Linked DNA regions of Homo sapiens: region 1 is linked to region 2. The links are chromatin loops, found by intact Hi-C in ENCODE. Cell type or tissue: GM12878. All regions are shown on one strand. Links, peaks and the distances in the headings refer to the core of each region. The heading gives the core; the rest is flanking DNA.

The links. Peaks named below come from ENCODE experiments on the same cell type or tissue, not always from the same donor. Only the 100,000 strongest peaks of a DNase experiment are listed, where the experiment ranks them.
Region 1: a loop joins it to region 2, with 2.4 times the contacts of the local background. A loop is called at or near these places in 2 of 110 quality-filtered maps.

The regions. Positions count from the first base shown.
Region 1 is chr4:104,490,114-104,493,029 of GRCh38, reverse strand. CXXC4 (CXXC finger protein 4) reads left to right here. Exons shown (of 3, transcript NM_025212.4): 2 at 971-2,286. The coding sequence starts at 1,228. CXXC4-AS1 (CXXC4 antisense RNA 1) reads right to left here and starts at 2,065. Exons shown (of 10, transcript NR_125926.1): 1 at 1,970-2,065. RefSeq lists an enhancer at 649-698. In GM12878, for the core only: a CTCF peak has its summit at 1,401; DNase peaks (open chromatin) are centred at 559 and 2,659; H3K4me3 peaks cover 2,345 bases; H3K27ac peaks cover 2,406 bases.
Region 2 is chr4:105,139,624-105,142,539 of GRCh38, reverse strand. The region is part of intron 2 of LOC124900868; the gene reads left to right. Among named protein-coding and RNA genes, the nearest start is that of TET2, 5.8 kb to the left of the region's middle. RefSeq lists an enhancer at 1,491-1,540. In GM12878, for the core only: a CTCF peak has its summit at 1,453 (motif pointing left); a DNase peak (open chromatin) is centred at 1,388.

The DNA of each region.
Region 1 (2,916 bases), core at 263-2,762, 650 kb after region 2:
CAGTGATTGTGAGATATCCTTTTCAAAAAGTCCCATGCTTTCCTCTTGTCTTCGGAAGAGACAGCAATCTCCATTAGGAATGATTAGGAATATTCTTATAGAGGCTGCAGGCACTTGGTTTAAAACCTGAGACATTGCTGATATAAATAAATATGTATATATGTAATTATCTGGCTTATCTTTATTTTCTACCTTAAAAAAAATCAAGTAGAACACCACCCTCTTACCCCCACCAAGACCCACCACCAAATGGCTTGTACAATTGAGACCTGTCCTTGGTCCATTGAATTAAGACCCTAACAGAGCCAGCTGTGCTGGGATTCAAACTAATGACCGCAGACACAGAAGGATACTGTGGCAGCTGGTAGTTCTTTTTTCCCTGCCTCTTTAGTTCAGATTGTATGTGGGCAGTCTCTTAGCTCTCAGTTGTATTGTGTTTGCTTACAGTTTATACTCGGATGTATTGTAGACTTTTTCAGTACTTCATTTGCTAATTTCCTGTTCATTTTCCTCATAGGGCCATTGCTGTTTTCTACTTTACAGCATTTGCATGCCCAGGCAGCACTTGTTCACACATTTCATAATGTTTAAATGCCCTCTGCTTATAGGTAGTATCGCCCTCCCACCCATGATTTGCATGTCTTTAGCACTCCAATTGCCCTTTTCCTTAGGCGTTTGTCACCCCCGTCTTCCTTCTTTCCCTGGGTATCCTGGCTATTAATACATTTTCTCAGGAGGGTTATAAGAATAGGGGGGAGGAGCTGTGGTTTGCTGTGGGGAGGGAGGGAGCGGGGGTTGGGAGAGTTGGGGGGGATGGGCTGGGGGGGGTCACGTCTTGATGATTCTTATGCAAACGACCTGATGGAAGAATGTGGGAGCTTTCGGTGTCTGCGGTGGGTTAGTGAGGGAGGTTGTTTATTTTTAATCTTTTTCCTCGTGCAGCTCGTTGGAATGACTTTCTTTATTTTAGTTGTAACAGTTGGAGGATAATGCAAAGGAAGACGCTGCCTGGGAATTCACCGTCTGTGGAAATGAGCCCCAGAGAGGAATAAAGCAGCCCTCACCTTGCTCTCCCCACCCGAACCCACTTTCCCCACCCGCCTCGGCCCCCACCCCAACACCACCATCACTCCCTTCCCTCCCCCCCACCTTTCCCCCTTTTCCACCCAGGTGTCGGACCAGGCGGTCCCCACTTCCACCCTGCACCCCTTCTTCCCCCCCTGCACCATGAACACCAATGTCTGCGTGGAGCCCGGGCCGAGCCCGGAGGCCCCGGGCTTGCCCAAGGAAAGCCACTTGCCCGAGGGGGCTCTGAACAGCCTTGTGGATTACAACTCGGAAATGGAGCGCTACCGCTCCTTTGCCACCTCCTTCTACAAGACCAACGGGGGCGCCTTCCCACAGGCGGCCAAGATCGCGCGCATCACCACCCCCATCTTCCCCAGCAGCGCCGCCGCCGCCGCGGCCGCCGCGCGCATCGGCATGTCCCCCTGGAACTGCGACAACGCGGCCACCGCCGCCGCCGCCACCGCCATGCTCTGGGGCAGCGGCGGGGGCGGGGGCGGCGGCGGGGGGGGTGGCGGCGGCGGCGGCGGCGGCGGAGGCGGGGGCGGGGGTGGTGGGGGCGGCAGGAAATCCTCCTCCGCCGCCGCCTCCTCCTCCGCCTCCTCCTCCTCGGCGATCCTCCCCGCCGGCGGTGGCGGCGGCGGCGGCGGCGGCGGCAGCAGGACCAGCATGCACCACCGAAACGACTCCCAGAGGCTGGGGAAAGCTGGCTGCCCGCCAGAGCCGTCGTTGCAAATGGCAAATACTAATTTCCTCTCCACCTTATCCCCTGAACACTGCAGACCTTTGGCGGGGGAATGCATGAACAAGCTCAAATGCGGCGCTGCTGAAGCAGAGATAATGAATCTCCCCGAGCGCGTGGGGACTTTTTCCGCTATCCCGGCTTTAGGGGGCATCTCATTACCTCCAGGGGTCATCGTCATGACAGCCCTTCACTCCCCCGCAGCAGCCTCAGCAGCCGTCACAGACAGTGCGTTTCAAATTGCCAATCTGGCAGACTGCCCGCAGAATCATTCCTCCTCCTCCTCGTCCTCCTCAGGGGGAGCTGGCGGAGCCAACCCAGCCAAGAAGAAGAGGAAAAGGTGTGGGGTCTGCGTGCCCTGCAAGAGGCTCATCAACTGTGGCGTCTGCAGCAGTTGCAGGAACCGCAAAACGGGACACCAGATCTGCAAATTTAGAAAATGTGAAGAGCTAAAGAAAAAACCTGGCACTTCACTAGAGGTCAGAGGAGATGATTTCTTGTTTCCCAGTCTCCCCCCTTCCCTCCTCACTCCCTCTCCCCTTCAGGGATTCTTGTCTGGCTTCAAGATGCAGTACCCCTTCTCAGAAGCTTCATTCAGGTGGTAAGAGTTGTAGGTGGTTTGCGAAAGGCTTGGCCTCTCCACCACCCGCACCAGCTGCACTTCACGTGACACCGCCCTTCTGATAGAGAGAGTGCCCTCCTTTTTATCCCTGGGGGAAAAATAATGTAATTGAAGAATCAGAAGTTTCACATTCAATATGCTCAATATTTTCCCTTGGTGGTTTAAAATGCCCCCTCCTCCTCATTAAAAAGGGTGGGGCATCTTGCCCAAAGGACTGGACACATCACATCCTATACAAGTTTACTGGCTAAGTTAGTGGCCCATTTATAACAGTGAGGACACAGTTTGTGGTACACAAGCCTGTTCTCATTAAAAAACCGGTAACAAACCACACAGCAGTATTCAATGAAGTTGAAACACCTGGATTCAGAAGGGGATTTCCTACCCTTTTCTAGAATCATTTTTCTACTCATCAAGGCAGAATGTTTTCTATTTTATTTTCTGCGTATCTGATATTTTTGGAGAAAGCTGAAACTGTGTAGGAAGC
Region 2 (2,916 bases), core at 278-2,777:
CGTGAGCCATGATTGTACCACTGAACTCCAGCCTGGGTGATAGTGCAAGACTCTGTCTCAAAAAGAAAATGAAAGAATATTAGAATCATTAGTGGGACAACATCATGGAAATTCCTCCACAATTATTGCAAATATTGCTAATACCAATCTCTTACAATTTTAGGGAATACTTTTTCTTTTCATAAATTCTGACTTCACAATCCAGTAACTACTCTTTTTGTCCTCATCCAAATTTACTAACTCACTTAGTATCTCATTTTATTTTGAAAGAATAATTTTTAACTTTATTGATGAATTTCAGTAATCAATAAAATTTAACTATTAATAATTACCTCAGCACCATTTTATAGGACTCTATAGTTTTTTGGCATTTTATGTGTATTATGACTTAATATGCAAAATGATGTCATATTAAAAATGGCATTTAATGTAATTTCCATCATATAAATATTAAAGGTGAGGTTAAGTGATTTATTTAATGTAATTTCCATCATATAAATATTAAAGATGAGATTAATTGATTTACTTAGGGTCAGACATCCTGTAAATAGAGAGCACCTTACAAATCTAAATTTTGTGAATTAAGGTTTAGGCCTTTTTTATTATACCAAAGCTAACCTTCTGTTTTTTTCCTGCTTATCCTCCTCTAATTTTTTTCTCACCATTATTAGTACTGACTGGTAAAGGAATCTTCCCTTCAAAACCTCATGTTAATTTTCTATTATCCTTTGCTACTTAAAAAATTAAAAACTCAGCACCTACATTTACTTAGCACTCCAAAAGTAAGTTTATTGGTTAAATACTGGCTGTGCACCAAGCATTGAAATAATTGTTTTACATTCATTATCTCTTTTAATTTAATGCTTATTATAACCAAGTAAAGTAGGTAATATCTTGTTGAGAATTAAGGGCTAAGTAACTTGGTTGCTATAAAATAGCGGGAAGAATTGTCTCAATCAGGGTTAGCTGACTCTAAAGCTGATGATCTTGCAGGCTACCTGGTGCTGTCTCCCAATTTAGCAGATACAGACATCTATGTTTGCCCCATCATAAGTTTTTCACACAGTATGTTGTATAGCAGTAACATCAGTATTTCCTATATCTTTCTCATATTTTTAAAAAAACCTCTTTTGTCCAAATCTCTACTTTATAAAAAAAATCACTGCTTTCTACTCTGTTTCTTTAGTTTCCAATTTTGTGCCAGGGAGTTGACATTCTTGAACTCTTCAGAAGAATAATTACATTCATGTAATAAGCAAATGTGATACTGTACCCCTTCCCCACCACCACTTTAACGTGTGTCTTAACCGACTAACAATTGGTTTGCAAAGGTAAGTTCTAGTGTATGTTTTCAATATTGGTGGGAATTGCACCTTTGACCTGCCCTTGACTTTTATGAATGGCTTAGGGTTCATTCCGCCAAGCAAGGAAGCTGGCAGGTGGAAAGAGCGCCATCTACTGAAATCATTAATCGGACATGGGTCTTTGGTGATATTAATAAAATGCTCAGAATGGGATAGCACCAAACCTTTCAATTGGGAAAACAAAATCTAATTTAGGGAGCTTTTGAAAAATATGCATGACTAGGTTACCCTCCTCTACCCCCGCAGGCCTTTTGGAGATTCTGATTAAGGAGGTCTGGGATGGGGCAGGAGTAACAATACTTTTTGAATGATTCACAATGAGATGTACAAACTGTGCTTGAAAATCACTGGGATGGCTTAATGTGTGAGAACGCAATAAAAACATTTAGTGTTTACACCTATTATGAATAGTTAACAGGCACACAATATTATCATTCATAGAACATCCTATGACAAAGAACAGACTTTATATATCTCTCTATAGTATAGTGGAACTCTTTCCTTTGCAAAGATCCTGCAAAGCTGCCTTTAACTCTTTTGATATTTCATATTGATTAAATATTTCTGAATTCTCTTGTGATAGGTCAAAAAATTGAGGAAGACATAATTAGCAGCTGAAGAATGACTCAGATCATCAGTAGTGAATAAGAATGATTAGGGGGAAATGTAAGTGACAGGAACAATGCCCTGAAGCAGTGGGGAGAAAGAAGTACTGAACATTGCCTGAGTTCCATGTGTGAAGAATATTCTGTTTTGTTGTTGTTGTTATTCTCATGGGAAAATTCTACTGATAGAGTTGTGTCAAAAATTTTAAAGTTTTTAAGCCATTCCTATAATCTTGGCAATTAGACCAGTTGAATATGATTTTTTTTCTTTTTCCAAAATAATAGTCATGCAATAGTTTATGAGTGTTATTATCTGGCATCATGCTAACAGTTAGTGCAATTCTTCCTGGAAGGAAGACCTATAGAGATTAAACAATGTTTAGGCCCCAGTAAGTTAAATTATTCCCTTTCCGACAGACACCCTATATGGAGAAGGCAAATTAAAAAGGAAGTAAGGTAGCTATTAGTTGATATCCAATTTTCTTCAAATCTTCTAAAGTGTGTTTTCATATTTTCTGGAGATGTGTGGGAAAATTGAGCTCTGACTCAGATCCAACTCAAAGCCTGTGCAAGCATGAGAGGCTAAGTAGTTTCCTGCGAAGCTCTGCACTACCAACCTCTGTTTAATTTGTTTTCTTATGTTATATCTCAGAGTACAATATTATTATGATTTGGCAGAAAACCTTGATCTGTTAGTAATTAGGCATACCACTAAAGTGAACATGGGTTGGTTGCCAGGCAATTGTTCTGCATTTCACAATGACTTGTATACTCAAGAGAATAAATTATATCCAAGCAGGGACCACAAAACAGGGGTTTCTGACAGGCTAGGGTAGAAGGTGAAAACACACACACACAGACACACACACACACACATCAGAATAGCAAAAACAAATCCCAAAGGAGCATTTCATTGAGGTTCTCTGAAATCTTATGAACACTGGCCC